Linked DNA regions of Mus musculus: region 2 is linked to region 1. A link is a loop called in an ENCODE intact Hi-C map of the cell type or tissue named here. Cell type or tissue: heart. All regions are shown on one strand. Each heading gives the region's core, and the rest is flanking DNA. Links, peaks and the distances in the headings are about the cores only. Region 1 has its middle 43 kb from the start of Actr3. Region 2 has its middle 18 kb from the start of Slc35f5.

Region 1 (16,795 bases), core at 3,606-11,605:
TTGCCTGTAATCTGGGAGGCCGAGGCCGGAGGATCTCAAGCTCAAAACAGTCTGAGCTATGTAATGAGCTTTAGGCTGGTCTAGGTGATACGGAGAGACCTTGCTACTAAGTAAATAAATAAAGCCAAATGCTTGATGTTTCTGAATACTTGCTCGGTCTATGACAATCAGGTTGTTGTGAAAATTAATTGTATTTCAAGGTTTGTGGAATGCACACGGGTATGTATGCTCATGATAGTGGTCTCTTTAGCAACCCGGTCTGTCCGGATGGTTTATTGTCTACTTCTAAACAGTGCCCTGCTGTTAGCTTTTATATCTGGCAGGACAAATAGTATCTTCTTGCAAGTTCTTTTAAATAAATAATGAACAAATGCTAAGTGGTTTGCTTAAATGCACGTATCAGTTAAATTTGGAGAACCGCCCCCACCCCCACCCCCAGTCCCTTAAGTTTGATTGCTTAGTCATTTCATTTAACAGATTTTTATTGAGCAGGAAGTATATGCCAGAGATTGTTCTGGCTTCTGAATATCTAGCAGGGAGGGAAATATAAAAGTCCATGTCCGTGCAGAGCTGACTAACATTTAACATTATTCATTTCATGTTGTGTGGGGGTCTTTCACCAACCTGGAATTTGTAGAGCAGGCTAGGCTGGCTGAGAACAAGCCTTGAGTATCCTTCTGTCTCCATCTTCAGAGCACTGAGATTAGGATCACATACTACCACGCCCAGATTGTATGTGTGTGTGTGTGTGTGTGTGTGTGTGTGTGTGTGTGTGTGTGTGTAGATCCTAGGGATGGAAATAAAGTCTTTGTGTGCCAGTGATGACCTGAGTTCAATTCCTGAGAGCCACTTATTAGGAAAGAGCAGACTCAGTAGGCTGTCCTCTGACCTCCACACACTTGCCTCCTCCTCCATGTGCCTCCTCCAATTTTATAGGAAATAAATAAAACCAATTTGCAGAAGAAATAAGGTCTTTGTGCTTTCAAGGCAAGCACGTGACTTGCTGAGCCATCACCTCTGCTTCCCTGTTACACATTTTCAACATCTCAACATCTCAATATCTCTGCTTCAACCAGGAAGTAAATTTGAAGTACTATTGCAACATTCTCAGAATTGGATTTTCTATTCTCATATTTTTTTTCTTGCACATATTTTTTTAAAAAAACCTCTACAGTTTTGTTTCTCTTTTTTTATGCAAAGCCATTTTTTTCTACTTCTACATTCATCTTCTAAAAACTTTGTGAGAGAATTCCTTACTAAGCAACTTAGCACTTTGTGAACAAAACAAGTTTATGAAAACCAAGGCTACCATTAAACCCACATGTTTTCTTCAAGCATACATTAAAATGAAACATTAGTTACATATTTTGCTACTAAAATTAGTAATTAATGTCCACTTGGCATTTCTTTCTTTGGGGGAACTTACTAGAACTTCTGCTTTTTGAGTTTCAGCTAGAAGCATGTCGACTTTTATTTTGACACATGATATCAGTGATAAGTGTACCCCTCCTGTTCATCATTATCACTACATTATTGGTTTTATGAATTGAGTTGGCCTCTACGGTCTGCTTTAAAAACAACTCAAAGAGATTGGGTAATCTTGCCAAAATTGTTATTGGAGTTGTTAGGATCAGAGCCTGGCCACTGGCAGCCCTAACACGCTACGCTCAACTCACCACCCATCCTCAGGCCAGTGAAGTGGAGGCCCATCAATGGGAAGCAGAGAAAGGGGATTCACTCAATGTGGCCACATTGAGAAGATGAACAAAGAGGTCCAGAGATTCACTGCTCAAGTTCATCTTCAGGTTCTTGACATAGGTTTCGTTTTAAATAGAGGGAAAGAAGGATGCATAGCTAAACAGTCCTGGATAAGGCGTGGTCCCTCTAGTCACTGACCCATCACCACCCCAGCTCCAGTTTGTTTTTGTTTGCAAGATGATCTAACAAATTGTCAAAACAGCATGAAATCTCCTTCCAGGAGACAAGCTCCTCTTCCAGCTGGCACCAGCTCTTTCCATTCTCCCAGCATGAGAGTCCTTGAGAACTTTTAATTACTTGGGGACAAGGGATGTACACAAGTGTCTCCCTAGAATAGCCTCATTTTCTGACTATTGGAATTAGACATAACGTGGATTTGGAAATTGCAGCTATCTAATTCAGCTTTTGCTCTTGTAGGATGTATATGATCTTGGACCCACAAGTTCAGGACTCTAAACTTGGTTTCTCCATTGGTCAACTGATGAGCATAAATGAAAACCCATATCTTTGTCCATTTCTTACTGCTATAACAGAGCTCCACAAACTGGGTAATTTATAAGGAGCAGAAAGTTATCTTTTATAGTTCTGAGACTTGGAAATCCAAGATCAAGGTACCCTTAGGTTTGGCACTGGAGAGAGGACTGGATCCTTTTCTAGATGAAATCTACATGCTGTATCTCCAGAGAGCAGGGATGCTGTTCCTTATGGGGTGGGGGAACTGGAGCAGAAGACCCACTCAAGTAAGCCCTGTTATATTAATATTAATCTATTCATGAGATGAACTCCTCCTTTTATGTCCTACCTCAGAGCTGCCTTAGAGATTAAGCAGTCAACACATGAAATTGGAGAGGACAAAAAGATTCAGACTAAGGGCTGGGAATGCATCTCAGTTGGCAGAACACACCTAATATGTACAAAGACATAGGTTTAAGCCCCTGTGCCCAATAAGCCAGGAGTGATAGCTCACGCCTCTAAAGTCGTCATTCTGGAGGTGAAAGCAGAAGACCCAGAAGTTTCAGGTCATCCTCAGGCTACATAGTGAGTTGGAGGCCAGTCTAAGTTTAGAGATTAGAGAGTCAAAGGAAAAAAGAACAGAAGGGAGGGAAAGGAGGGAGGGAGGGAGAGAGGGAGGGAGGGAGGAAGGAAGGAAGGAAAGAAGAAAGGAAAGAAGAAGATTCAGATTGCAGCAACTCATTTCATTGGGTTGTGAAGAAATTAAAAGAACTAGAACATGTACTATTAGTAGCTCAATATTTGGCAATAATATCTATGAAATAAACCAATGTTGCTACCGAGCTATTTATTAAGGTCATCTGAACTGAGAACGATAGCACACACCTGTGATCCCAGCACTCAGGTGTCAGAGGCAGGAGGATTTTCAAGGTCAAGCAGGGCTATAGAGTGAAAGAAAAAGAATGAAAGATAAGAGAAAAAAAAGAAAAAGAAAATACCACCACCAACAACAAAAAAAATTGACTATGAAAAATAGTGGTTTGTTCAGTTGATGGGCTAGGAGTAGTGTTTGTGGAAATAAAAGACTGTAGAAATCGTAGAACCCTCCTGGGAAATCTGGCAAAGTGAGTGAGTCAGATCTCTTGGACACTGAAAGATGTGGGGGAACTAGAAGTGATCAACGAAGAGTCACTGTTCTGAGCAACAGACTTCCTTCCTTACTGAGTTCAGAGATCTCATAACTGGTGGCCAGACTGTGACTTCCACGCCTGTTCTTAATGAGTGTTCTGCTTTCCTGTGCACACCTCTGATCTCGGCTTTCTGGTGGTTTCTGCTCACTCATGTCCATTAGTACTTACCTCTTCCTAACCCCAAACTGCACACTATTAGCAATAAGTTCCACACCACATCTCTAGGACATGGTTCCTGTTTGTCTCTGTAGCATCTCTATTTGTATAGAGGTTCTGTGCTAAGCCATCTAATGGACAATTTTATCCATCTGAAAATTATTCACTCTTAGGTTTCTTGTATACTCTTGTATGCAAGTCAGTTAACATGAAGAAACTAGGTACTGAGGGATTTAAGAAAAAAACAACAACAATAAAAAAGGGTGGGAGAGATCATGCCATGTAGAGCACAGATCTCACAGCTAGGTGTGCTGGTACATGTCAATTCTTGCATTTGATTTTGAACTTCCCAGCTAAGAATTGCAAGTTATGCATTTGTGTTCTTTATAAATTAATAAGTCAAAGATTCTTATTATGCCCAATCTAGTCTGATGATCGATGGCCAAGGTCTTTGTTCTGTTGCTAACTCTCAACCGGGATTGCTTTAAGTCCAGGAAGTCACCACCCTCAACCTCTTGATAAGTAGCTCCTCCCCTTGAGGTCTGTTTCATTCTCATGGCCTGGAAGTGGCTCTCAGAAGCTTTGCCTTCTACTAAGGTGATGATGCCAGGGTCTCCCAGGGTCACCTCTTTTGATTAATCACAACCGGAGTCAAGCTGCATACCACTTGTGGTGGTCTGATTGAGAAATGTTCCCCATAGCCTTAGGTATTTAAACCCTTGGTTCCCAGTTGATGGTGCTTGTTAGTGGAGTCATGGAGTCATTAGGAGATGCAGTCTGGATGGAGGAAGTGATATACTGGGAGTGGCCTTTGAGAGGTCATAGCCTTGCCCACTTCCACTTTGTTCTTTTTTTTTTAATTTATTTATTTTATTCATGTTTGCAGTTGAAGATATGATCTCTTAGCTTCTTGATCTAGCTCCTTGCGGTAACCCACCTCCACTTCCACCCCGGACACTCCCCATGACTGCCCCTCTGGAAATATAAGCCAAAATAAACTATTTTTTCCCCACAAATTGTCCTGGCTATAATGTTTTATCTCATCATTGAAAAGTAACTGCCACACCATCTAACCTGCAAGTTTGGGTGGGGTAAAACACCATACATCAGAGAGGTCTTGAGGCTCTCTTAGAATTATGACTACTACAGACATGGCTCCTATCCTGGCTTGATGTCTGTTTCTGAAATAAAACACTGACTAAAAGCAACTTGGGAAAAATGATTTATTGCATCTTACAGGTTGGAGTCCATTATCAAGGGAAGCCGAGGCTGGGGAGGTCAAGAAAGGAAACTGGAGGTAGGGACTGAAGCAGAAGCCATGGAGGAATGCTGTTCGTGGGCTTGCTCCTCTTGGCTTCCTGGGCCTGCTTTCTTATATCATCTAGGACCAGCTGCCTAGGGATGGCACCACCCACGGTGGACTGAGTCCACCATTTATAAAGAACACAAACACATTACTTGCAATTCTTAGCTGGGAAGTTCAAAATCAAATGCAAGAATTGACATGTACCAGCACACCTAGCTGTGAGAACTGTGCTCTACATGTCATGATCCTCCCACATCAATCAACACTCAAGAATATGTCCATAGACTTTGCTACAGGCCAATTTGACAGAAGCATTATTTCTAATTGAAATTCCCTCTTCCCAGATGACCCTGACTTGTGTCAAATTAGAAAACAAAATAAAACAAAACAAAACAAAACAAAAACCTAATGAGCACAGACTCATCAATATCTCCGTCTTACTGACGTAGCACAATGAGGCACAATCCTACAGCTTGGAAGGCACAGAGCTGGTGTTTGGGCTCTACTCTCTACCATATTGTATATCCTTAGCAGCGTCCACTTTTCCATCAAAGTAATGTTTTTCTCTCCACTCGGGATCTGTTTTGATGATCGCCACTGATACTAATGTTCCCTATCTGCCCCTATACTGTTGACCAGTGAGGGATTTCACATAAGTAAATTCATCTAGTTTTCCAGGTAAAACAAATTCACGGGTTTTTGTTCTTGCTGTTTTGAGTTCTATGTTTTTGAGACAGGGTTTCATGTAGCCCAGGCTGCCCTCAGACTCACCAAGTAGTTGAGGATGTACTTGAACTTCTGATTCTCGTATCTATACCTTCTGAGTGGTGGGGATCACACAACATGGGTCACCATGCTGGTTTATGTAATGCTGGAGATGGCCTTGTGCATGCTTGGTAAGCACAACTTAGCAGCCCCAAGTTTTTTAGCCCGTAGCCACCAAAGGAACCAGAAAGAGCCCATCCATGTTTTTTTTTTCCTGCATTGAGATATGGACTTAATTTTATTCATTTTTTGTAAATTTTTAATATTATCATTGGTGCATATTCATTGCATGTGGTAGTAATCTATAGGACACAGTCAGACATGCATTATAGTATAAGGACATTACAGTATACAGGTATGTCATATACTTTGAGAACTTCAGCTTTTAAAATAACTGCTTTGAAAGCCCCGGGATAGTTGTCCAAGGAGACCTCAGGTTTGAAGGGCTACTTGGATCTCAAACCCAGCACTGCCTCTTGACAGGAAGTAACCTTAAGCATGCTGTGTAATTTTTTCTGAGTCTCCCTTTCCTTATCAGTCTATGGCAGAAAATGATGCCAAGGCTAGAGGTGGCAATGCCCTTGAGGTCATTGCTATATTCACAACAGGAGTTAGAAGTTACTCGGGACACATTTGTCAAGTTAATACCTTATGTGGAAACCAGAACACAGCAGCAAGTGCTTAGTAAAAGGAGGTGACCCCTGTCATTTCCCAAGCTTTCTTTTCTGACTTAATCCTCATGCTCAACTGTGATATTTGTATTTCAGTGCTCAGAAAGACATGAACTTGGAGGATGTCTAAAACCGAGTTAGGGAGGGGCCCAGTGAGGTGACTCAGCTGGTAAGAGGGACGGCTGTGGCAGTCTGAGGACCAGGAACTTTGGTGTCTGGGGCCAACCTCACATTCGCTTCTGTAATCCCAGCTCTCCTACTGTGAGATGGAAGGCAGAGATAAGAGTTAGCTTGAAGTATGCAGTGCAGCAGGGGAAACAAGAAAGGTCCTGACTCAAAATGATGTGGACGGAAGGAATCAACCCCTGAAGAACTGTCTTTGGCTTTCTCTCTCTCTCTCTCTCTCTCTCTCTCTCTCTCTCTCTCTCTCTCTCACACACACACACACACACACACACACTCACACTCACACACACACACACACACACACACACACACACACACACACACGTGTGTGTACCCAAACTAAGTGATAAACAGTTGAGAGGACTTTATATTGCCCCTACACATATTATAGTCATTCCAAGAAAAATATATCCACGTATTAATTGTTCAAATAGAAAACCACCTTTGGTGTTAATGTTCTTGTACCTGAAAGGGTTTTTTTTTTTTTTAAACATCATATGTATAATTGCACTGCCCCCTCCCCTGAGGGCATATTCCTAACACTGTCCAATTTTCCATCTAATTGATGTTTTCCCTTCCACGAAGCACAATGTTCTAAAGGGTGCAACCCACTTCTCTTGTAGAAACGTCTGTACGTCTTGTCTTCTCCAGCAGCTGCCTCGCCCTCTGTCATCCAAACCTGTTATCATGTGCAGAACCATGATGATTAATTTATTTAAGTTCTTTATCTTATCTCACTGGGGAAAAGCTCTGGTTACCACTTCTTTCTAAGGCCTGCACACACAAAGTACCATTGTATGCAGCTGGACAGTGACCTTTTAACTCTTTGCTGCCTGAAAACTTCTCTTTGGATAGCTATCGGTTCTTTGCTCGGGTCTTGGGAGATGGCTCAGTTAGTAATGTGCTTGCTACACAAACTCCTGAGCTCAGTTCCCTCAGCAAATGAGGGAAAGTCAGATATGGCTGGATGTGACTATAACCCCAGCTCAGAAAAGGCTGCGACAGAAGGATCCATGAGTTGCTCCAAGTTTAGCGAGAGAGTCTGTTTCAACAAAATAAAGAAGTGCTAGAAGAAGATACTTGTAGTCAGCCTTTAGACTCCACATGCACACAACAAACTGCACACAATGCACACATGCGTATCCCCACAGGCACATAGGAGCATGCATACTCATGCAGACAGACGTATGTATGTACACAGACAGACACACATGCAAACTCATCCAGTGTTCACATTTCTTTTCAGCCTTCACTATAAATAAGTCTCCACAATAAAATAAATTGTGGCTAAGAAGTAAGTTTCCCTTTCTGTAACAAATCCCCAATGGATGACTCCCTTTCAAGGCTCTGACCTCTGATCAAGGGTTGATGTTTTCAGGTTCTAACTTCCTTGGCCCAGTACTTAACCCTGTGCTGAACTGTACCTCGGAGGCATCGTTGCTCTATTAATTTAACTCGAGGACTTAACCTTGTAATTTGACTCAAGTACTTAACCTTGTGCTGAATTGCACCGGGGAGACTCTTGTTTCTCCTCTATGAATCTGCGTCAGGGCTTGGTTTGTTTCTCCACTCACTGTTATCTAACAAACAGATTGCTTAGTTCATTTGCAATAACAAAATCAGTACTTAAATCCAACTTTTAAGAAGATTCCAATTTTATTTTTATTTATGTAAATGTCTGCTTGCTGGTCTATACATGTACCACATGTATGCAGTGCAGACAGAGGCCAAAAGAGGGGGTTGGATCCCAGAACTGAAGCTAAGGGGGGTGGGGGGGGGAGAGAGAGAAGTATAGAAGGAAGGAAGGAAGGAAGGAAGGAAGGAAGGAAGGAAGGGGAGGAGGGAGGGGGAAGGAAGGGAGGAAGGAAGGAAGGAAGGAAAGAAAGAAAGAAAGAAAGAAAGAAAGAAAGAAAGAAAGAAAGAAAGAGAGGAAGGAAGGAAGGAAAAAAGGAAGAAAGGAAGAAAAGAGGAAAGAAGAGTATGCACAGATATGCCCTGACTCAGTCAACAAGCCTGTTATGTTGTGTTGCTTGGTACTCTTTAGATTTCAAATGCTATGCTTGAAGGAAGCATATATAAAACAATAGCCACATAGAAACAGAGAAAAGCTGTATATAGTTGGAATGTCAGCCCACAAAACTGGACTATAGATCATTTGCTCTCAGAGAGCAGGGTGAGAGCCAAGAAACTCCTTAGCCAGGATATACCCGAGAATGGTGACTCCTGGGCACATATCTCGATTTCTGGTCTAGTAACAAATCTCCAGTCATCTGTCACTCAGCAGCACTGGCAGAGAGGAAGTGTAATGCTGGGACAGGGATGCAGTGTAAAGTAGATAACAGACCATCCACTGTGCCTAGGAATGGGTGCTTCTGCTCATTCGGGAGACAGCTTCAATCTAAGGCAGCCTCAGGGTGAGCGAGCCTGACTCAGATGAGGTGGCGCTGAACTGAGGACTCACAGGAAGCTCCTTAGAAACTCCATGGCCACACTAATACCTTCCCCTACCCGCCCCCACTCTTCTAAAGTGATCACTAGGTCTGGCAAATCACGGGGCCACATAGCCAGCTCCTGCAGAGGCTCTAAAAATAGCCAGAGATCTGGAGTTTTATGCGTTGTCTCTGGTTTTCTTTCCTCCTCTCTTGTCCTCTTCCTCCTTCAATGGTTTATTTCATCTTGAATTATTTTGATGTGTCGGGGTATGTGCATATGTGTGTAGGTGCCCACTGAGGCCAGAAGAGGTCATCAGATCCCCTGGAACTGGAATTACAATGAGTTTGTGATCCTCTGTGGGTGCCAAGAATCAAAGTGGGGTCCTCTGCGTGGACTTCCAACTGCTGAATCATCCCTCCAGCTCTTGCAAGAAGTCTCTAGTCAACTTCAGCGTTGACTCCAAGTTCAGAACAGTAAAAGACATCCACACATTCACATCTACAAGACCATTCAGGCTATCAGTTAGTGATCAAACTCCTGCTGATCAAATTTCCTTGAATGTATGCCCTTGCTAGTTAAAAAAAAAAAAAAAACCTGAATGTGCACTCTAGTAGGTACTTTATAAATTCTACACATATGCTCAAAACCTGTGTGCTTCCTTTAGGAACTATGAATGGAGGTCCCACATTTCCCTGGGACAAAACCATGGATGTGTTGCAAGTGGAAGTTCGAGGCAAGAAGACCTTAACAATGGAAGGTCAAACAGTTGTCATCATCTGCTGCCATCACCTGCTATGGCTGCCTGGTGCACCAGGTGTGGATTGCTTATAAAAGGACTGCCTGCCACCCTAGCTGTGTCTCTGTCTCTGTCTATCACTCTGTCTCTGTCGCTCTGTCTCTGTCTTTCTCTATCTCTGTCTCTGTCTGTCTGTCTCTCTCTCTCTCTTTCTGCACTTAGAGCCCTGTTTCTCTCTGTTTTTGCCCATCCTCCCCTGCCCCCAAGCTCTGCCCTCATGGCTTACTAGCTGCCTCTATCCTTTCCGGAGTCCTACTCCTCTCTCTTTTCCAAGTAATCCCCCCTTTATACCAGATCTGTTGCATGGCTAAGTACTCAGAGACATCTCTTGGCATGTCCCTGCCAGGTACTCCCTTGCCACATTATATTTCATAGCCATCTTACCGCTTGCTTACCCCTGACACTCAAGCTCTCAGCTCCTATCACCAAGCAGCTGCTATAAAGAGCACAGTCTTTCTCTGTGGAACAATTACAGGCTATTTCCTCCCATGCCATTTTTTTTTCTAAAGATGTACCACTTTCAGAACAGTGCTATTATTTACTACACTTTTTGTTTTAAAGGCAAGGTTTTTATAGCCAAGGCTGCCTCATCTCACTCTGTAGCTGAGGATGACCTTGAATTTCTAATCCTCCTGCCTGCCTTTCCCCAGTGCTAGGATTACAGGGTGAGGCACCGTCCCTAACTCATGCTGTGCTGAGGATGGAACCCAGGGCTTTGCTCATGCTCACCAAGCACTCTGCCAGCTTAGCCACGTTCCTAGCCCTGCTTTATGTAACATTTAAATGTGTGTATGTGTTTCTGTGGGTGTGGGAGATGTGGGGACAAGAGTACATGGTGCCCACATGGCATTCAGAGGACAACCTCGTGTGTCAGTCCTCGGGTACTTTGTAACTTTTGTTTGGGACAGGCCCTTTCATTGGCCTGGAGTTCCACCATGCTGGCAAAGTAGCTAGCCCTCTAGCTTCCAGACATCTGCTGATCTCTCTCTGCCAATCGTCTTGTAACGCTGGGCTTACAGGCCAACACCACTGAGTCTGGGTCCTGAGAATTGAATCCAGCTCCTCGGGATTTTGAGGCAAGCACCTCACCAGCTGAGCTGATTCCAAAGCCCTAAGAGTTTTTAAATTTTATCATCTTCCAGATAAAGGCTTTGGGAAGATATCTTGTAGTATTTGCTTCTGATAATATTTATGAGTGATTTCCTAGGGGCTGGAGAGATGGCTCAGCAGTTAAGATTACTGACTGCTCTCCTTCCAAAGGTCCCAGGTTTGATTCCAGCACCCACACAGTGACTTACAACCATCTGTAACTGCAGCCTGAGTCCCTCTTCTGGCCTCCATGAACACTATGTACATGTGGGAAAAAATGAAATTAAAAGGGTGATTTTCTAGAACTAAGATAGGAAGCTTTGGTTTAGGAACCGGGCCTGTTAGCTGTGAGCTCAACTGTAGAGGAATCAGGGTGGCTTGATGAACAGGGACACATCCAGTGTCAGAGCCATCACCACATACAAACCCTGTTTCCTAGAAAGGATACTTCAATGTCCCTCCAGGAGTGTGAACATATCCTGAGCCCACGGATGGGAAAGGCAGAGAGGGCTCAAACCTGGGCTTGGGCTTTCTCAGCAGTGAATCTGTGTAGATTAATTTCATCTGTTTTTTAGTACAGATCTCTCAATTTCAATGGTTTTCTTGTGTCCAGTCATCATTTTTCTCCAATTCTGGGAATAAACCACTACTCTTTTGCCAAATTAAAAAGGAGGCACTCCCCTGGGTGTCATATGGATAAGGAGAGATATCTAGATGCCTCTTTCTACAGAAGGCTCTGTAGAGCTGCAGTGTTAGAATCCAGAGAGAGCTCAGGCTTGGTAGCAGCCCTCCCCCCATCCATAGACCCTGCATGTGTCAATGTCATTAGTGAGTCCCAAAGAGATGAGAATGAAAATCCAGTTCAGATTGACTCCATCGGCCTGGATCAGACTTCGGGGAGTCTAATGCCAAGCAGTTCATCCTCAACATATTTAGAGCACAGTACAATTTGGGAAGAGGTTTCCAGATAAAAATCATTCCAAATCCAGGCGCACAATAAAACTTAAGGTGTGACTGCAGAGAAACGTTTTTACATGTGACCAAGGGGTGGGGATGGGGGAGTGTTTCTGTAGCTTAGTCTCTTGCCAAGATGGCAGAGAGGTCAGCAGGCTATAAGTACATGTGACATCCCCTTTAAGGATAGGTTACACTCTAGGGAGGGAAGAGTCTGGGATAACCACTCTGGGGGATATTGGGAGGTCCATCTCTCCAGCAAAAGGTTGGTGAGGTCTACCTCTGTAGATAGCAAATAGGTCACCAGGTTGTTAAGAAAATCCACTCCCAGCCTTCTGGGCAGGAAAACAAATATTTTATCTCCTCCACTAAGAAGAGGCCCTGTGTGTTTAACATTCCTGGTTTCCCTAGTGATCTGTATGTAGGTGAAAGGACCTTTGTCCTCTCATCAGGCCCATACTGAGACACTGTCTGAATTTGTTACTAACAGACTCCCAGGTGCCAGGATCTCTTGCATGGAGATGTGAGTTTATGTCATCATAGTTTCCTAGCTTTCAGATGGTCTTCTATATTTATGACATCCAATGCCTAGAATATCTGTCAATTGAGTAGTTTAAATGGGGTTTCCCAAAATTGAGAAGATAAACATGCCTATATAATCTCCCATTTTAACACAGCTCTTGCCTTTCATTTTCTATTTATGTGGAGTATGTTAATGACTTCATAATTGAATCTAACTTATAATTTATTTGTTATTTGATATTTGATACATCTAAAACTGAACAGATGGCCACATTTACAATGGTCCTAAAATAACTCTTTGCAGAGCTGGAGAGACTGCTCAGTGGCTAAGGGTGCTGGCTGTGCAGTCGTGAGGATCGGAGTCCACATCCAGCTGCTGCATAACAAGCCAGATGTTCAGTGTGCACCTGGAGCTCCAGGGACAGAGACAGGAGCCTGATTGGAGTTGGATGGCTTCCAGCCCAGCAGAGACAGTGTTAGCTTGGGTTCAGGGAGCGACTCCACCCCAGAAGAATAGGCAGATAGGAACAGAAAAGGACACCTGATGCCCTTTTCTGAGCTCTAAGCACACCCACACCCACACACCCGCACCCGCACACGCACACGCACACACACACACACACACACACACACACACACACACACAAAGAGTAGCTGTGGAGGCAATTCAATACTGACCCATGGAGAGAGAGGCACATAATCATAAGACTGGATTAACATGCCTGGGAAGATTCCTTGCAAGCATCTCTGTGCTCTTGCTAAAATGCAAATTGCATACCAGCCTTAATAAGAAAATTCTTCGGCTTGCACTGACTTGTGGGAGAGGCTTAGTCATGCATAATCTCACACTCAGATCCACCAAGGTAAGGAACACTACAGAACTAGCCAATTACAGTTTTAATTCCACACGCAGTGCAAAGCTGGAAACACAGGTGCTCACAAATCATTATCAAGTTAATCATCTTCCCCCACTGCACGGAAAACTTAGTATGGGCTTCTGAAAACCAGTTACTCTAGCAGTCTGTTTAACTAATTAGATAAAATCACACCTCAGGTAGGTGCTTATGATCCTGTAAGTCAGTGTTACTCTGTAAAGCAGCGGATTTTCCCAGAGTTCTACTTTTCTGTAGCCTTTTTTTGGGGGAGGGGGGAGGTGGTGTTGGGGGAAGCCTGGCTTCTACACCCAGAAGGAGCCCTAACAACACAATGGTGCACTGTAATGCTGCTAAGGTAAAATAACGAAGGAGGTGCCTGTTGTTGGCATTTCTAGCTCCATCTGAAGGATCGCCTTGTGGTCTGTCTGATTCTGCAAGCTCTCTGGACTAATAAGAAGGGCGAGGGCATTGTAGGTCGGTGATCTACAGAAGGAGGCGCATAGGATGAAAAGTCCAGAGAGGGGCTTCACTGCCTCAGGAACGTGAGTTCTCTCTGGCAGCCATGCTGGGTGAGGAGAATCAGCTGCTCTGGATACAAAAACAAAGGAACCAAAGGTAACTACATATGACAGGTGTGCTCACTTGCTTCCCTGCAAATAACCTTTGACTGTGTGTGCCTTAAAATTTTTCTCCGGGCCCTAAATATACACATTTCTTTTTTCTTTGGAGATAGGGTATCATGTAGCCCAGGCTAGCCTCGAATTTGCTATGCCACTAAGGATGACTTTGAACTTCGGATCCTCCTGCCTTGACACCCTGAGTGCTGAGGTTACATGTGTGTGTCACTATGTCTGGTGCCCTGGCTAGCTTTATGTCAACTTGAGGCAAGCAAGAGTCACCTGAGATGAGGAAACCTCAATTGGGAAAATGCCTCTATTAGACTGTACTGTTGGCAAGCCTGTAAGACATTTTCTTAATTACTTATTGATGGGGGAGGGCCTAGCTCTCCGCGGGTGGTGCCATCCCTGGGCTGGTGATCCTGGGTTCCATAAGAGAGCAGGCTGAGCAAACCATGAGGAGCAAGCCAGTAAGCAGTATTCTCCTCTAAGGCCTCCACATTAGCCACTGTCCCCAGGTTCCTGCCCAGTCTGAGTTTCTGCTTTAGCTTCCCTCCGTGTATATGTAAATAAGCCAAATAAACTCTTTCTTCTTTAAGTTTGTTTTGGTCATGTGGGGAGCGGGTGTGGCGGCAGTCCCAAAGGCGCCAGGGACTGCAGCTAAGTCATATGACTTGCACCTGACTTCCTCATATAAGACACAAACATCTTGAGTGCTGCGCAGGTGTACCAGGATACAGGTGAATCCAATTTGGTGGAGATTTGCCCCTGCTGCCCTGATTAGCTGAAGCCTCGTGACTGGCGAGGGGGCATGGCCTGCAGTGCGTGGATGAGAGAGAGTATAAAAGGAGTGAGAGGCCCAGGGTTCGGGGGAGATATATAAACAAGGGAGATATAAAAACAAGGGAGATATAAACAGGGGAGATATAAACAAGGGAGATATATGGAGAAAGAAGAAACAGGACTGAATAAATGTGTGCAGAAGGATCCTGTAGCAGCGTCGTTCTTCCTGGCCTGTTGAGTGCGCGCAACAGTTGGTGCTGAAACCCGGGAAAAGAAACATCTTCAGGCACGAGCGAAGACCCCCTGCTACAGGGAGGATTCAGAACTGCATCACGGGGAAGGAGTGGTTAATAAAAGTTCCTGTAAAACAGACTGTTGAGAAGGATCTGGCGTGGATTCAGAACTCTTCAGCTGGGGAAAGGTACTGATGAAGAGAAAGAAGAGAGATGAAGACTGAATAAACTGCTGTTAGAAGGACTGGTGGTCGCATCGTTCTTGCTGGTCGAGAGCAGGCGCGACAATTGGTGGCCCGTACGGGGAACTGACTCCCCCACCGAGTTCAGAACTTTCAGCAGTCAGTGGTTGCCGGCAGGGTAAGTTCATGGTGAGTGAAACTTGCGACCCCAGGAGTTTGGGAAGGACCTCGGATAAAATAGAGGTGAGCATAAAGTTGCCAGGAAGTAGGCACAAAGTAACCCAGGAGTTTGGGAAGGACCTTGGATAAAATAGAGGTGAGCATAAAGTTGCCAGGAAGTAGGCACAAAGTAACCCAGGAGTTTGGGAAGGACCTCGGATAAAATAGAGGCGAATATAAAGTTGCTAGGAAGCAGGCAGGCTTTGGGACAAGTTAAGGTTCCTGGTTTTGGGACAAGTTAAGGTTCCCAGTTTGGGGACAAGTTAAGGAACTATGATAACCTCAGTGTAGTGATCAATAGATCCTCGCTGTGTAGTTATGCTTTTTTCTCCCATTGACCCTTTGTGGGTAGGTCTGATAGTTTTGGTCTTGTTTGTTCTGATATATGGACTCTGTTACTGTTTGAAACTGTGTGTAGAGGCAGTCAAGACAGGTCAGAAAATCCTTATAGAGCAACAAGAAAGTATGTCGGAAAAGGAGAAGGGCTTAAAAAGAAAAAGGAAAAAGAAAGAAGACACAGTAAAATCAGGTGAACAGAAAGGACGAAACAAAAGAGCCGAGGCGGAGGAGGAAGGCGAATTAGCTTCTATGCCTCCTCCCTATGCCTCCTCAGCATCCACCTGTAGGTGGACCTTCTGTCCGGAGATTTGGAGAGGATCAACCAGATCAGGTGTTGACGTGGGCGAGAGGGTCTGTTTGTGTGTTTCCACAGGACCAGACGGAACCTCTTTGGGTGCTGGAGAGGTTGGTGAGACGCTGCAAGAATGAGGCTCCTGATCCAGTTGCCCCTGTGGATGTGGTGGATATTCCCACAAGCACAAACAATGGAGCCGAGATGGGAGATCCTTTCGGTATTCCAGAAGCCGATACCAGCTCGACATGACGTTCAAATTTTTCCATGCCTTTTTGATCCCTGAATTCCCCTTAAAGAGATAGCCCCTCTGGCTATCTATCCCTTGCTTCAGGGAAGATGAGTGGGGATGAGAGCCCTGGGATGTATGCTTGTTATAGTGTGTGTGTGTTTTGTGTTGGGCACATGTGTTAGGTGCAGAGTGTGCAGGCCCGCACTTTCGCCATGGTAGCGTAGGCTTTTGCTGCAGTGGAGGCGGGACAATCTCCTCAGATTCGGTTTGCCGCTCTAAAAGAAATTATGCTGCGTTATGCCGTGGGGTGCGAGGCTAAGCACTGCACAGAGGATAGCTGCTGTTGGCATCCTGTGGAAGGCATGTCTGATTGCATGAAGGTTCAGTGTCCTAGTTCCCTTCCCCCAGGAAAAACGACACGGGAGCTGGCCAAGACCTCTCTGGGTGATGAGCCTAAGGGATGGTTTTGTGTAGGGCCCCTATGCTTGCACACTGGGGATCAGACCTCTACCTTCACCCATGAGGCTTGCTTGCAGCAATTAAGATCTGGCCATAGGTTAAGTAACATCCTGGCCTTTTGATGCACCTGCCACAAGCAAAACACAATCTCCCCAGGAGTGGCTTGGCATGATTGAGAGGTAGTCAGTGATAAGACTCCCTGGGCATGTCACCAACCTAAGACAGGGATCAAACCAATGCTGTTTGTCTCCCAAGGACGGGTAAGGGGCATGGCTGCGGGGGGCT
Region 2 (16,795 bases), core at 4,148-12,147, 65 kb after region 1:
TTATCACAGAAAAAGGAGCTCCAGTTGAGGAAATGTGTCCATGAGATCCAACTGTAAGGTATTTTCTCAATTAGTGATCAAGGGGGAAAGGCCCCTTGTGGGTGGTGCCAACTCTGGGCTGGTAATCTTGGTTCTATAAGAGAGCAGGCCGAGCAAGCCAGGAGAAGCAAGCCAGTAAGGAACATCCCTCCATGGCCTCTGCATTAGCTCCTGCTCCCTGACCTGTTTGAGTTCCAGTCCTGACTTCCTTTGGTGATGAACAACAATGAGGAATAAACCCTTTCCTCCCCAAGTGCTTCTTGGTCATGATGTTTGTGCAAGAATAGAAACCCTGACTAAGACACCATCCCAATGACATTTGTGGCTATGTTCAAGGCCAAATTGACTCTGATATTCTTGGCAGGACCCCATGATTTTATGATGTTCCTTCTCTGATTGTGTGTGTGTGCATGCACTGTACAAGCATATGTGTGCATACTGCATATATATGAAGAGACTGAAAGAAACCCTCAGCTGTTGTTCCTCAGAACAGCCATTAAATTTGGTTTTCAAGATGGCAGCATTCATAGATGCTGGAGCTGGATAACTGGCTAGCTAGGTGCCCAGTGAGCCCCCAGGCATCCTCCAGACTGTGTCTCTATTCCTGGGATCACAGACAGACATGCTACTATTCCTAGATCTTTTTTTTTTTTCTTTTTGTGAGTTCTGTTGACTGACTGCAGGCCCTTATGTTAGCATGGCAAGCATTTTACCTACTGAGATCTCTTCCCAGCCCCTTTATTAATTTAAATTTCCCCTTTCTCTTAACAAATATTTGTTGTTCTCATATGAGAGGACAAATGCCATTGCCAACCTGGGAGATAGACAATGAACAGGGCAGTCTCTGTTCTCTGTTCGCCTTTGTTTGAGTGTGGGGATAATGAGTATGTCAGGTTGTTATAAATGGCAACGTAAGATGGTATAAGAAAAATGGGGACTGAGCATGTTGTAATGGGGGAAGGGATACTCTTTTATGTAGCCAGACAGAGAAGGGCATGTAAAGTGATGTTAGGAAGGTACCCAGAGGACCAGGTAGGGATTCTGAGATAAGGTGTTATAGCCTGTGCTATTAGTTTAGAGCAGTGGTTCTCAACCTTCCTAATGCCATGATGCTTTAATACAGTTCCTCATGTGTGGTCACTCTCTAGCCATACAATCACTTTCTTTTCTTTTCTTTTTTTAAAATTTTTATTAGATATTTTCTTTATATACATTTCAAATGCTACCCCGAAAGTTCCCTATACCCTCCCTCTGTCCTGCTCCCCTACCCACCCACTCCCACTTCTTGGCCTTGGCATTCCCCTGTACTAGGTCATATAAAGTTCATTTTCATTGCTACTTCATAATTGTAATTTTGCTAGTGTTATGCATCATAATGTAAATTTCTGTTTTCTGACAGTCATTCGACCACCAATGGGGTCATAACCCATATGCTGAGAACTACTGGTTTAAATGAATTATCCTAAAACTTAGTGTTTAAAACGGTGACTATACATGTTTATTGCTGCACTATCTTGTGGGCTGGGAATGTGAAAGTGACTTGACACAGTGGCAATGGCTCTGGGTTTCGAAAGGGCTACTAGCATTTGGCTCTGAAGACTTGAAATGACCCCTAGATGCTTCTGTGCTTTGCCAGTTCATACAGTTCTTCCTGTGTGTGTGCTTCCTCCAGATACTACAAATTTATGCTAGGAAAATGAAGACTTTATGCTTTTAATCTCTTTTTATTCCTTCAAATTGAAAAATTATATTAAGCTCATCTCTAATTGAACAGTTTTGGTGTACACTTGTAATCCAAGAACTGAGGAAGTGGAGTCAAGTAGACTCTTGGGGCTCAGTGGCCTGCCAGCCAAATCTGCGAGCCCCATGTCCCAGTGAATGTGCTCCCACAGTACAAAATAACATGACAGCATAGGGCAGCTGGGGATGGGGATGTAGCTCAGTGGCAGTGCTTGACTAGCATGTACGAACATCCGAGATTTATCCTCAGCACCACATAAACTTGGTGTAGTGGTGGCTGCTTGAAATTCCACCATGGAAATGAACACTGGAGAATTGGAAGTTCAGGGTCATCTTTGATTATATAGTAAACTTGAGGCCAACTTGGTGAAAATAAACCTGTGTCTCAAAGAAGAAAAATTAGGGAACCACCCCCCCCAGCATCTGATTATCTAAATAGAAACAATGGAAGGTAATAGAAGTGTGATGACTATTCTTTTTGTTATCTCTATACTCCCCACCTCATATAACATTATGCTAATAATGCCTTATTTTAGAGCTAGACCGTCTTCAATGCCATCTCAGAGAACACTGTGTAATTGGTGGTCCTAACAGCCCTGTGTCACAGTCAGGACAGTTATGATCTTTGTTTTATAGATGAAGCTAAGACACTGAACAGCGTCTTCCTCCAGGTCACATGGCTGCTGGTTCTCATTTATATCCCTTTCCACTTTAGTTTCATGTAGGAGTACTGTAGGATTGAGGGTGTTTCCTGCATGGCCTTTTTTATCACTTTGGGATGGGTCGAAAGTTGGTATACACTCAACTGTATGGCAAAGCCAACAACCAACCCTCTCACCAAGCTGTTCTGCCTCTCAATCACTGTGTGACAGCAAGGGCTGGAATTACCCCACATAGTATTTGGTATCCTGCCACTGAGGTGTAGCAACAAGTGTTGGCATCGGATGCTGTTGCACAGGATTCTCTGTACATTTAGGATTCTCCAAAAGGCACAGTTCCAGTTTGAGGGTTATGCACATCCACACATAAAGCTATCCCAGGCAGTGTTATCAGCCTGGCTTTCACATGTTTGTGTATGAAGAGGGCAACAGGATCTGGTTATTTACAGCTGCAGATTGTTCAATAATAGACTGTGAAGATGAAAATCACTGTCTCTACAGAATACGATAACTAGTGTAATTGTCAACTTGGACAGAGTCTAGAATTGCTGAGGAGCAGGGCCCCTGGACACACAGTGAAAGATTACATAGAATCAAGATTAGCCTTTGAGAATGTGTCAGGGATTATCTTGACCACACTAATTAATGCTGGTAATTCCATCATAATTATGGGTAGGATCATTTTTTGGACTGGAATTCTAGACTGTACAGGAAGGAGAAAGTGGGCAAGCATCAGCCTGCTGTTCACTGCTATCTTCTGATAAGATATGGCCAGCTGCGTCAAGCTCTTGCTGCCTTGACTTCCCAGACATGGCAGACTGTGCCTAACAAGGAAGTAAGCCCTTCCTTGCATCGCTTTTGTCAGGGTATTTTGCCACAGCAACAGAAAAGAAGCTAGAACACAGCGTTCACTTGGAGTAACTGAGAGAAGCCACTTGGGGCAACTGTGAGAAGATAAGACACGGCGTGCGATTGCGGTAGCTGAAACACTGGGTGGAATTTTCACATTCAGGTGTCGTGCAGTTCTTTCTCTTCTATTCAGTTACTCATTTTTATTGTGCCTGGAATAATGAATTTTGAGGTGTTTTTTTTTTTTTTTTTTTTTTACAATTGCTGATGGTATTTTGCCTTCAGGGAAAGTCTTGTGAAGGCATGTTAATATTTCCCTGAAGAGTAGGCGACTGATTCTTGGAGAGGATCTGGCATATAACAGGTTTTAAAATTCTGTAAGTCAAGCCTGCCCACATAGACCTATAATTCCATAGGTTGAAGCAGGGGGGTTACTAGTACAAAGACAGCTTTATTGTTGAGGTCTGAGCCTTTTCTTTTTTTCAACTTGACACAAACCTAGACATATCACAGAAGAGGGAATCTTAATAGAGAAAATGTTCCCATCATGGGCAAGTCTGTAGGGCATTTTCTTCATTGATTGAGGTGGGAAGGCTCAGCTCCCTGTGGGTGGTGTTACCCTGGGCAGGTAGTCCTAGATGGTACAAGGAGGCAGGATGAACAAACCATGGGGAGCAAGCCAGTAAGCAGCATTCCTCCATGGCCTCAATATCAGCTCCTGCCCTGCCTTCCTTCAATGACACACTGTTAAAAAGGCTGGACATACCCACAGAAGTAAAAGATGAAATTAACTCCTTCCTCTCCAGCTTGCTCTTGGTTATGGTGTTTTATCACGGCTATAGAAATCCTAAGACAGACTTCTTTTAATTTAAAATATATAAAGGGGGGGGGAGGCTTTGGATGTAGCAGTAGAGTGTTTATCTAACATGAGGGAGGCCCTAAGTTCAATACTCACTCTAAAAACAAAACAAAACCACATAAGATTTATTTGTGTGGATGTGACATATGTGTGTATGATCTGTGTGTGACATATGTGTATCCACTGAGACCTAAAGAAGACATTGGATCCCTAGAGTTACAGGTGCTTGTGAGTCATCTGATATGGGCTCTGGGAACCAAACTCTGTTTTTGTTTTTTTTTTTTTTTTCCCCAAGAGCAGCAGGTGTTCTTCACTGTTGAGCCCTCTCCCCAGCCCTAACCAACAATGTCTAAAACCATATAACCAAATTCCCAATTGAGATTTGTACCACTCTAAGCATTAAAGGTACTGTATGGATCACTAAAATGCCCATCAGCATTTCAAATGAATTTGTGAGTTCAAGCCATATAATTGTGGTTATAGGAGCATATGTAGTATATATTACACACACAATTGCACACTAATAACATAAAGAGATAAAACTTTCTGCTTCAATTTCTAAATACCAGAGGTTCTGTTCATAGTAGTAACTCACTTAGATTCTGTTAATGTTTAATATTGGTACAAAACATACTACATACCAGATATACCAGAGGTGTTTTTTTTTTTTTTTTTTTTTTAAAGCTGTGTCCTACTTTCATTTCTGATACCGTGACAAAAGGCAGCTTAAGGGAGGAAGGGTTTGTTGGTTTACAATTCCAGGTCACAGTCCACTGTTTCTGGAACAAGGTAGGAAGTCAAGGAGCATATCACATTGTATCTCATTCACTGTCAGGAACAGAGAAAAACAAACGCCCCCCACCCCCACCCCAGGCTGCTGCTGATCAGCTAGCTTTCACTCAACCTTCTCCAGTCTCAAATAGCTCCAAATCCCCTGCCTAGGGAATGATGCTGCTCCTATTGGGCTGCTTCCCATATCAACTAACAATAAAGACAATCCCTCATAGATGTGTCCACAGGACAGCTTATCTAGATAATTCTGTTGTTGTTGTTGTTTTGTTTTGTTTTGTTTTTGTTTTTTTGAGACAGGGTTTCTTTGTGTAGCCCTGGCTGACCTGGAACTCATTCTGTAGCCCAGGCTGGCCTTGAACTCAGAAATCTGCCTGCCTCTGCCTCCCAAGTGCTGGGATTAAAGGCATGTGCCACCACTGCCCACATAGATAATTCTTAGTTAAGCCTCTCTTCCATGGGGCTGGAGAGATGGCTCCATGGAGAGAGAGCACTGTCTGCTTTCCCAAAAGTCCTGAGTTCAAATCCCAGCAGCCACATGATGGCTCACAACCATCTGTAATGAGATCTGATGCCCTCTTCTGGTGTGTCTGAAGACAGCTACCGTGTACTTATTTATTTATTAATAATCTTTGGGCCAGAGCAAGCTGGAGCGAGTTGGGTATATAAAATAATAATAAAAAAAAACATTTAAAAAAAGTTTATTTGTGTGTCTCTGTGTGTGACTTTCTTCTTAAGAAAAATGTCAGAGGTACATGAAAGTAGACTGATGTAATGCCATCCTAGGTAGCTGTTATCTGGTTCCAGGTGTGATAGATACTTGGTTGTTCTTATGTTCTATTTGTATTTGTTTGTCCCTATCTCTTTCTTGCACTAAGCATTTTGAAGCCCACAGACTGTGAATGTTTGTTTTGGTTTTGTATCTGTTAAATACTCTAGTTAGTAAATACTTCATGCGGGTATGTCCAGCCTTTTGATGCCGTGATCTGACATTGTCGTCCTTAAACTTTATGGTTATGAAAAGTGTAATTGAAAGAAAATAAGTGGCTGAGGAGATAGCTCAGTGGTTAAAGCCTTTGCTGCTCAATCTTTAGGACACAAGTTCAAATCTCTAGAACCCACTTACAGCCAGGCACAGTAGCACTTGTTTGAGGGTTGGAACATAACATGAGTCATTTTGGCACTTCCGGATTTAGGTCTTATGAGGCTTGAAGCATACATGTAGTTTTTCAGGCCTGACTATAGGCAATGACTGGACTTTCTGTGCCAGGCCTGTATTGGAAGGCTACCAGTGCACTCTCTGCAGGGAACTCATGGAAGAATTCATATCTTCTTAGGCTAGTAACATTGTCATGACAAGTGTAGGTGCCTCAGTTCACTGGTTCCTTCCTTCATCCCTCCCTCTCTCCCTCCCTCCCTTCCTTCCTTTCTTCCTTCCTTCCCTCCATTCCTTCCCCCTCCTTCCCACTGTCTCTCCCTTTCTCCCTCCCTCCTTCTTTCCCTTCTTCCTTCCTTTTTTCTCTTCTTTCCTTTCCTTCTTCCTTCCTTTCTTCCCTTCTTTTCTTCCTTCCTTCCTTCCTTCCTTCCTTCCTTCCTTCCTTCCTCCCTTCCTCCCTTCCTCCCTTCCTCCCTTCCTCTCTCCCTCCCTCCCTCCCTCCCTCCCTCCCTCCCTCCCTCCCTTCCTTTCTTCCTTTTTTCTTTTTTTAACATTTTTGTTTGTGTATTTATGCAGGTGGAGATCACAGGACACCTTACAGAAGTCAGTTCTTTCCTTCCACCATCTGGGGTTCCTGATATCAAACTCAGGTTCTCAGGCTATCTTAGTAGGAAGTGCCATTCACCTGTCCTACCCTTCCTTTTTTAATACATGGAATAGTTAATTATATTAACTAGATAGAAATTTAAAAAATGGCTAGCTAATACTTAGGACTTTAGAAAGATAATTCACGAATGAGGTTCATATATTTATAACAACATATAACTTCAGGCATACTCGATGTATTTTAATCTATTTCTTTGCTCTGTTGGCTCTTGCTTCAGTTATCCTGTCTCTTGCTAGGAATCATGTGAAGATATCACTAAATCCTTCTGCCATGACCACAGTTATCTTTGATTACTTCCTTTTCTCTGGTATGACAGGTTGTCCCAGAGCAGAATTCAAATGTTCAATTTTTACTTAATTTTATAATGTATAGAAAGAGCCTAACAGTCAGTTTAATTTTTTTAACATATCTGAAGAGATACTACTTTTAAACATTGAGGGATTAAATTATTTTGTTATCAAAAAATTGAATCTAGAAAAAGCCTTAAAAGTATAAGATATTAGGGCTCAGGAGATGGCTCCAGTTGGATTATTGTATGTTTTGAAAGCATGAAGACCTGAGTTTGAATTCCCCAGAACCCACATAGAGCTGAACATGGTGGCATGTACCTATAAATCCAGTGCTGTGTGTACAGAGACAGATAGATCCGCAATGCTTGCTGAGAGTCAGTCCAGCCAAACTGGCACGTTGTAGTACAGTAAGGTTACCATATAAATAAATAAATAAATAAATAAATAAATAAATAAATAAATAAAGTTAATAAAGATCAGGTATCTGGACTTAACAGATACACATACCCATGTGCACATGCATCTTTGCATGCACACATGCACACATGACCTCATACACAAACATATATACCACACACACAGTACAAACTAAAATAATAGAAGAAGTAGGTCTCTACAGGGGTTATTCTTTGATCTAAACTCCAAGGAATGTATTTATTTCAAAGGCAGAATAAGAAACACAGGAACAGTTAAAATGCCAGTGAAAATGACCTGGGACCTGGTGGGAAGGCCAGCCACCTTGGAATGGAAGGTTCTGGCTGGGAGCGCAGGTCTGGAGTCAGTTTCTTGGCAAGCCTAACTGTTAGGCTGAAGAGATTAGATTTCAGAATCGCATCTGTGTCCTTCGCCTCAGCTGCCAAGGGCTCTGCTGTTAACCAGGAGCTGGTGTTATTTCTTTCTGGAAAAACTCCAGGAGTGTGATTAATGCTGCAAAGGAACTATGAGAGTTTGCAGTAGCTAAAAGCAAGATTCTGGGAGCAAAAATTTAAATGGATGGCCAGTGAAAGAAAGTAGTAAACAAAGAGACAGGAATCTATTTAGTGCATAAGAATTTACTGAGAGCCTTTTTGTGCCAATGTGAGCATGGTACTAACTATAGAGTACAATGTACGTCCTCAAGTACTTGTGACTGGAGCCAAGGTGGTGGCACATGCCTGTGATCTCAGAATTTAGAGGTAGAGTCAGGAGAAGCAAAGGGTCTAGGCCATCCTTGGTTTCCAACTTTCTATAGAGCTAGGAATGCAGCTCAGTTGGTAGACTCCCTATACAGCATGCACAAAGCCCCCAGTAGCTCATAAATGAAGCGTGGCAGAATATGGATGTACTCTTAGGGATTAGGTCAGCATAAGAGACCGTATATGGCTGTACTATCAGGATGAGAGTTAGGGAGATCAGAAGGTCAAGGGTATCTTCAGCTACATAAGGAATTCAAGGCTATCTCAGACTACAGACCCTGTCTATAAAATATAAAAAAATACATAAATAAACAAAAGTAGGAGTCAGATCATGCTGGTCCCATTTGCAACACTATCATGCAGCTGTGGTCATAATGACTAGTCCATACTTCTATGAGGCCCTAAATGCATTGGTCCTAGCTAGCTCTGCTGTCAGTCACTAAATGTCTTAATTAATGTCATTTAATTCCATTTCCCACAATTCCAGCCATTGGGGTCTTTGTACATGACATTCTCTTTCCTACACTGTTTGTGGTGCCTTCTGGCATTATTTCCTCAGAGCGTTTTCTTTGGTCTACTCAATCTAAAATTATGGCCTCAACCCCAACACCCCCCCCACACACACACCACACACACACACACACACACACACACACACACACCTTACACCCCTCACCTTCATCCCCACCCTGCCACCCCTCCATACGTACCACACACATTCACCCCCCCACACACACAGCCATTCCCCTCCCCACACTACACACACACCACACCATACACACACACACACACACACATAAACACTGGCACATGCTCTCTCTCTATCTCTCTTTTACTCTTTCCTACTTCCTGTATCCCTTTCCACCTTTATTTCTTTTGTTGTTATTGTTTTGTGTGTGTGTGTGTGTGTGTGTGTGTGTAGGTGAGGATGCATGTAGGCACACATGTCGAGTCAGAGGACACCTTGCAGAGTCAGCTCTCTCCTTCAGTCATGGGGGTTTCAGGCATAGAACTCAGGTCATCAGGCTTGATGACAAGCGTCTCTACCCACTGAACCATCTCATCAGCCCTATTTATTACTTATTGTTGAGACGGGGTCTGTTAACTTCTGGAGCTCACTAACTGGGCTGGTCAGTAAGCTCCAGATATCCTGCTGTCTCCACCTCCATCCCCCAGCTCCGAGATTCCAGGTGTATGCTACTCAGCCCTTCTCCCACGTGGGTTCCAGGGGTTCCAGGGATCTGGACTCGGGTCCTCATGCTTGCAGAGTAATTACCTTACCCACTGAGCCGTCACCCTAGCCCCGAAATTCTACTCTTTTTTTCTTTATTTATTTTTTCTTTTATTTTTTTGAGACAGGGTTTTTCTGTATAGTCCTGGCTGTCCTGGAACTTATTCTGGACAGGCAGGCCTTGAACTCAGAAATCCGCCTGCCTCTGCCTCCTGAGTGCTGGGATTAAAGGCGTGCGCCACCACTGCCAGGCCTGAAATTCTACTCTTAAGCATTTAATTATTAACTCACCTGCATCCATATATTGATCCTTGTTCAACTATTTAGACCATCAACATAGCTATTATTGTATGTTGTTTTGAGACAGTCATGTGTGTGAGAGATTATCTGAACATGTGTACACAGAAATATGCACACACACTATATTCTTAGTTATGGGTACTATGAAAAAGCCTATAATCACATAGGAAAGTGAAGGGTGAAGGGGCAAGGGAGGGAAGGAGGGGAGAGAGATGGGTTGAGACCACCATTTTATACTGAATACACTGAGGTAAACAGCTCTGAGGAAACAATTCTGGAAGGTCCCACAAACAGTGTAGGAAAGAGAATGTCATGTACAAAGACCCCAAGACTGGAGGTGGACATTAACTCTTTAATGTTGCTTAATTAAGTAACATTAATTAAGACACTAAGGGACTGAAAGTAGAGATAGCTAGGACCAATGGATTTAGGGTCTCATAGAAGTATGGACTAGTAATTATGATCGCAGCTACATGATAGTGTTGCAAATGGGGCCAACATGATCTGACTCCTACTTTTATTCATTTACTTATTTATTTACTTATGATTTTCTATTTGATAGACAGAGTCTCTTGTCTAGGGTAGCTTTGAGCTCCCTATGTAGCTGAGTGTACAGCCTTAGACTTACAGGCGTGTGCTTCCACAGTTCATTTATGAGTTGAACTCAGAGCTTCATGCATGCTACGTTGGCACTCTCCCAATTGAATACATTCTCAGCCCTGATTACTACTTTTAGATTTTTCTAGGTGCTGCTCTCGGAATAGTTTGTGTAGACGAAGAATAAAAATGGGACCATCAGAGGCATTTGGGGGGCCATGGTGATGGGTGATGTTTAGAGCAGAATGTAGGGACAGAGTCTGTGACAGGGCTGCATCCAAGAGATATTTTCAGTTTGAAGTGGCAGAACTTGATGTGCTGGAATGTGAAGAAAGATGGATTACAAGAAGTAATGATGCCCCTGACCTTGTGGTGGAGGGCAGGCCCATTTATTAAGATGATGAAAGGCTGTTAAAGGAGAATATTTGGTGTTCAATAAATATTTATTGAATGAGGAAATTAGGGATGTAGTTCCCCAAATGTCTGAAGGCCTGGATTGTATCCCAGCACTGCATAAAATGGGGCCTAAGTGGTCTATACCTGTAACTCCAGCACTTGGAAGTAGAAGCAGGAAGATCAACCTTGGCTACATAGTAAAATCCCAGTGTAGGTATGAGCCCCTGTATCAGAAGACAAATCTTAGGGGATAAATCACATAGTTTCTTATATTATGAGAACAAAAAATGTATGTAATGGTCTATAGTCACTTTAGATCATGATAGACTGCTCTGGCTATATAGGATGTATTTTGGACCATAAAAAACTTTAAAGATATACAGAGCCTGTAGTAGTGTCATGGCAAAAAAAAAAAAAACAAAAAAAAACAAAAAAAAAACCAAACCAAACCAAGCCAAGCCAAGCCAAACCAAACCAAGCCAAACCAAACCAAACCAAACAAAATACCAAGTATTTAAAGAGAAATTGTAATAGTCAGGAAATAAAACCACTTTCATAGCTTGGAGAAAAAGATAGAAAAAAGTGTAAGTTTCCCCCTAAAGACCCTAGTTTCTGTTTTGACCACATTCTTCATTGATCTGCTATTTTAGATGATGAAGAAGAGATGGGCAGAAAATACTGTAGGGATAAGCATTGGACACTCTCCCTTCAGGTGGAGCAGACAGCTAGAGCATGTCTCCATTCAGGTTTATTAAGAGTAGTTTGGGACCGGGCGTGGTGGCACACGCCTTTAATCCCAGCACTTGGGCGGGAGAGGCAGGCAGATTTCTGAGTTCGAGGCCAGCCTGGTCTACAAAGTGAGTTCCAGGACAGCCAGGGCTATACAGAGAAACCCTGTCTTGAAAAAACAAACAAAAAAAACCAAAAAAGTAGTATGGGCTAGAGAGATGACTCAGTGGTTAAGAGCCATCTGACTGCTCGTGTGAAGGTCCTGAGTTCAAATCCCAGCAACCACATGGTGGCTCATAACCATCTGTAATGAGATCTGATGCCCTCTTCTGGTACTGTCTGAGAACAGCTACAGTGTACTTAAACATGATAATAGATAAATCTTTAAGCCAGAGCGAGCGGGGCTGACTGGAACAAGCAGAGGTCCTGAATTCAAATTCCCAGCAACCACATGATAGTTCACAACCACCAGTACAGCTACAGTGTACTCATATACATAGAATAAATAAATCTTAAAACAATAAGAGTAGTATCCAATGGAGCTTTGCCATGTGTTGCTGATAAGGCACAGCCATCATTAACTGGTTCTGTCTTGCAGACGCACCATGCTGAAGCCCAACTAAGTCCGGCTTATAGAACATTGGAAATGTGTCATTTCTGTTTCAGGACATTTTCACTCTTCTTCGCTATAAAAGTTGCTTCCTGTAATGGGCTAGCCCAAAGCAAATTTTCCTCACAATATTTTAAGTATATGTGTGAATTTTTAATTCCTTTAAAAATAATTTAAATTTACAGAATAGTTTCTAAGACTAATATAATGAACACGTTGTTTCTCTAGATTACCTTGTTGGAACCATCTTGCCACATTTGATTCTCTCTCTCTCTCTCTCTCTCTATATATATATATATATATATATACACACACACACACACACACACACACACACACACACACAGAGAGATATATATATATGTTGTCTACTCCATTATCCTATATCTTTCTACTTGTTAATTGTTTCTATTGTCTATAATCTACTATCCTATCTTTCTTCATAAACTTCTATTGATTTTATTTATTATTTATCTATTGTGGTTCTATGCACCTTGATGATGGGGTTTCAGGATGCCGGTCATGGAAGCAAAACACAGAGGCACTTGGCTACATTCCTTTCTCCCCATTTGGGGTGTCAAGTTTGTGGGACACAACACCTGTTCAGGGGAGGTGAAACACAGCCTAAGATGAGGGCACCAGCTCATGTGGAGGATGGAGCTCTCAAGCTTTGGGGGCACCCAGACACTGCTGGGAATCTCGAGGAGTTGGAAATCCAGCTAAGCTCAGGGCAAGTGCCAGGAGTGTGGAGAGGCCTTCTGAGGGAGACTCAGGCAAGGCTCTGTATGACTAAGGCCTCCCCCACCCCACAGTGGTCCTTGAGGAAGGAGACAGTCCTTGCTTTTCCAAACTGTTGATTCATGGTGGAAAAGGATGCATATGACTTACTCAGGGTGGATAGAGATTAAATACCTTTTGCAGAAAGAAATGTCTGGAGAGGGAAGCTCATTGGTTGACATTTGGAGTCTATCTAGATACCTCATTAGCATGGAGAACTCTAGACTCTATGCTTCATGACCACTAATGGGTATTGACATCATGTGCTCCAGGACAGGAACCAAGTTGGAAGCAGATTCAAATGCCTACCGTCCTTAATTATGAAAATTCTGGGGGGTTTCTTAATCTGCTTGACCTTATCAGGTTTTCTGTTTAGTGACATGGTTCCACTCACCCCACTATCTATCTATCTATCTATCTATCTATCTATCTATCTATCTATCTATCTATAATCTTTTTATATAAATCCATCATGTGTCTATCCTGTAGCAATATATCATCTAGACAGCAAATCTATCTTCTATTATATGTATCTATCAATTATCTATGTATCTATCTCTATCATGTAAATTTATCAATCCTCTGTCTAGGTATGTACACCAACACCCCTTATTACTGGTACTCTCAGTACTGTTCTGTTAAGAGGTTGCAGACACTGTAACTTTCAGTCTTTCCTCATGTGGCTCCTATAAACAAGAATATTCTTTTAGGATCCAGAATACTAACAAATACAGTAAACATGACTCAGATGCCATATTACCATCTACTGCAGAGTCCAAACTGAAGTTCCCGAAATTGTTTCTGAAATATCCTTTAACATTTTAATCTACATTCTGCATATATCTATCATGCACATGTTGATTTGAGTATATATAATGTAGAATGGCTAAGTTGACTTGACATGAATGCACTACTTCCTATGACATTTGTGCATCTTTTGTGACAACTAAAATCTTAGCAATTTCCAAGGCTATAATACATTATAATTAACTGCTGTCACTATGTTGTACAGTGGCTCTCTCCCATCCAACAGAAACTTTCTACCTTGGGCCAGCCTCCCACATCCTACTCTATCATCCTAGTAGCCACCGCCCATTCTATGAATTCAACTTTTTTAGATGTCACATAGAAGTAGAATCATGCAGCACTTGACAATCTATGTCTAAGTGGCCTTTCTCTATATTTTCAGCTTTGTTCACGTCATAAAGGATAAAATCTTCTTGTTAGAGGAATGCTCCTTTTAAAAGTTATTATCCTGCTGTGTATACAGACACCCAATTTCTTTGTGTCTTTTTTGATGAACAAGTAATTTGATTACACATCTTAGCTGTTGTGAATAAAACTTGAATGAACCCAATGCTTCATACAGTAATGGGAGTGCTGGACCATACCACAGTTCTATTTTAAAATTTTTGAGGAACCTGAATTCTGCTTTCCAGAATGCTCTCACCTATTCATACTCTCATCAGTGATGAGATGACTTTCTCTCTATACAGTTCCAAAGTTACCTTCTGTCTTCTTAAAAGGATTCATTTCTTAAACGGATTATATTTTAAAGATTGATTTACATTTTATGTGTATGACGAATGTAATTCCTGTATATATGTAACTGTACCACATACATACAGTGCCCATGGAGGCTAGGAGAGGGCATTGGCTCCCTAGAACTTGAGTTACAGATGTTTGTGCGCTGCCATGTGGGTACTAGGAAGCAAACTTGAGTTCCCTGCAAGAGCATTCCAGCTCTGACTTGCTGAACTATCTCTCTAGCCCCTGTTTTCTTTGTATATTAGCTATTTGATATGTGTGAACTCAAGTTGTCAGACCTACTATGCTGTTGCTATTTATTTTTTCAGGGTGAAAACATACATGCTATGGCATATATGTAGAGGTCAGAAGACAGCTTCTGGCAGTAAGTAGCTCCTGTGTTTCCCATGTTATGTTTGAGGCAGCATGTCTCTTGTTTCTGCCATGGTAAGTACTCTGGCTGGCTGGGCTGCAACCTTCCTGGTGAGTCTAGTCTGTCTCCCATCTTGCTGTAAAGCTGCAGAGATTATAGACCCTGGCCACCCTGGTGGGTTTTTACAGGGCTTCTTGTGATTGAACTCAGGTTGTCAGGCTGGTGTATAAGTGCTTTTTACCTGCTGAGCCATCTCTCTGGCTCTCACCTGCTTTTAATTTGCATTTCCCTAGTGATTAGGGGTTTTGAGATTTTTTTTTTATATATCTGTTGGGCATTTATGGGCATTGAGAAACGTCTATTCATTTTCTTCTAGCTCAGCAAATACCACCTTAGCTTGATTATAAGTTTTGTTTACATGATTTCCTTGAGGTTGGGCCAATGGGTGCTCCCACATCATCTCCATTTTGCTGCCTAACTTCTAATGGACACTTGATGAAGTCTGCTTTACTCTTTCTGTCTGGGCATGGAGCTCCAGTGGTAGAAAGCTTGCCCATAAGTGCCCATGTCTTATACCTAACCCTGTAGGTTCTCATTGCCTACAGATTTAATGTCTAAACTCAGTTGTCTCGATTTCAAATTGCACCTTGGCCTTCCTACAGCTCACCTGACCAACCTGATTTTCATTTGCTTCACTACAAACCTGTTCTACTCTGCCAAACCAGTTTTATGACTCTCTTTGGACACACCTTTTCCTCTTTCTCATACATTTTTTATTGTCTTAAACAACCACACACTTTCCCCATTACTAACACTGTATCTCCATTATTAAAACCAAGCCCAAGGTTGGTGAGGTTGCTCAGTGGTTGTGGTGTAAAAGACTTTTCCTGGGGAGACACAACATACACACACGTCTACTCCTGCCCGATAAAGAAGCCAAAATAGGTCAAAGTAATGGTTCTATAAAGTTAAACTTGGTAAAACAGTGATTTTCTATTAGGGTTATTGAGTGAGGAGGTGTTACAGCAGAAGAGAAAACTCAAATGCATTACTAAGAAGCCTACTCCACAAGGGTAACCACTCACAAAGCTGCAGGATTTGCAGGCAGCACAACAGTTCCCAGACTCTCCTCTCAGCAGCTCACCTGGTCAGTCTCCTCCCCCAGCAGGTATTTATTGCTTCTGTAACCCTGAGGAGGGGCATTCCTGAACTCTGAAAGTTTCATTTTTTTTTTCCTAGACAGGAGAGGTGTGTTTACTTTCTGAGTCTCATGAACCTTTCCCTCACTTCCTGCCGGGAATGTTTCAACTGGAGGAAAAATTTACACAACAGTGTTGAGCATTTAGATAGCTTGCTTAAGGCCCTGGGTTCAAGGTTCAATCTTCAGAAATGCACACTCAGGACATACACACACACACACACACACACAGATACACACACACACACATAAACATACAAACAGAGCTCTCATATATAGGAGCATACCTTTATTGCTTAGAGATAGCTATTCTATGTACATATACACTACACACACAGATACACACACAGACATACACACGCACACACACATAAACATATAGAGTTCTCATATATAGGTATAGGAACATACCTTTACTGCTTAGAGATAGCTATTCTATGTACATATACACTACACACACACACACACACACACACACACACACACACACACACAGAGGCATTTTATTCAGCCATAAAGAAGGATGAAACTTATGATGAGCCTGGGGACCTTAATTTTAAATGAAGTGAGTCAGACTCATAAAGACAAGTATCATATGTTTTCTCTTATGTGTGGAAGTTAGAGTAAACTATTTATATGCAAAATGTGAATGCAAGAGGGAGATTATGTGAGGGCAGGAAGAAGACTGGTGGGAAACATGGTAAAAGAAAGGGTAAGGACTGCTGACTATGAGCTAAGTACAGTGATACAGACCTATTTTAAAACTGCCCACAGGTCTCGTTCCTCCAACTTGCCCATAAACATCATGGAATTTATGGTTTTATGAATACAATT

What was found. Peaks named below come from ENCODE experiments on the same cell type or tissue, not always from the same donor. Only the 100,000 strongest peaks of a DNase experiment are listed, where the experiment ranks them.
Region 2: it touches region 1 in a loop (2.0-fold over the local background); 2 of 42 quality-filtered maps call a loop at or near these places.

The regions. Positions count from the first base shown.
Region 1 is chr1:125,469,984-125,486,778 of GRCm38, forward strand. No RefSeq gene overlaps it. Among named protein-coding and RNA genes, the nearest start is that of Actr3, 43 kb to the left of the region's middle. In heart, for the core only: no CTCF peak of the experiment used is centred there; no DNase peak of the experiment used is centred there; H3K27ac peaks cover 2,120 bases.
Region 2 is chr1:125,534,604-125,551,398 of GRCm38, forward strand. No RefSeq gene overlaps it. Among named protein-coding and RNA genes, the nearest start is that of Slc35f5, 18 kb to the right of the region's middle. In heart, for the core only: no CTCF peak of the experiment used is centred there; a DNase peak (open chromatin) is centred at 7,878.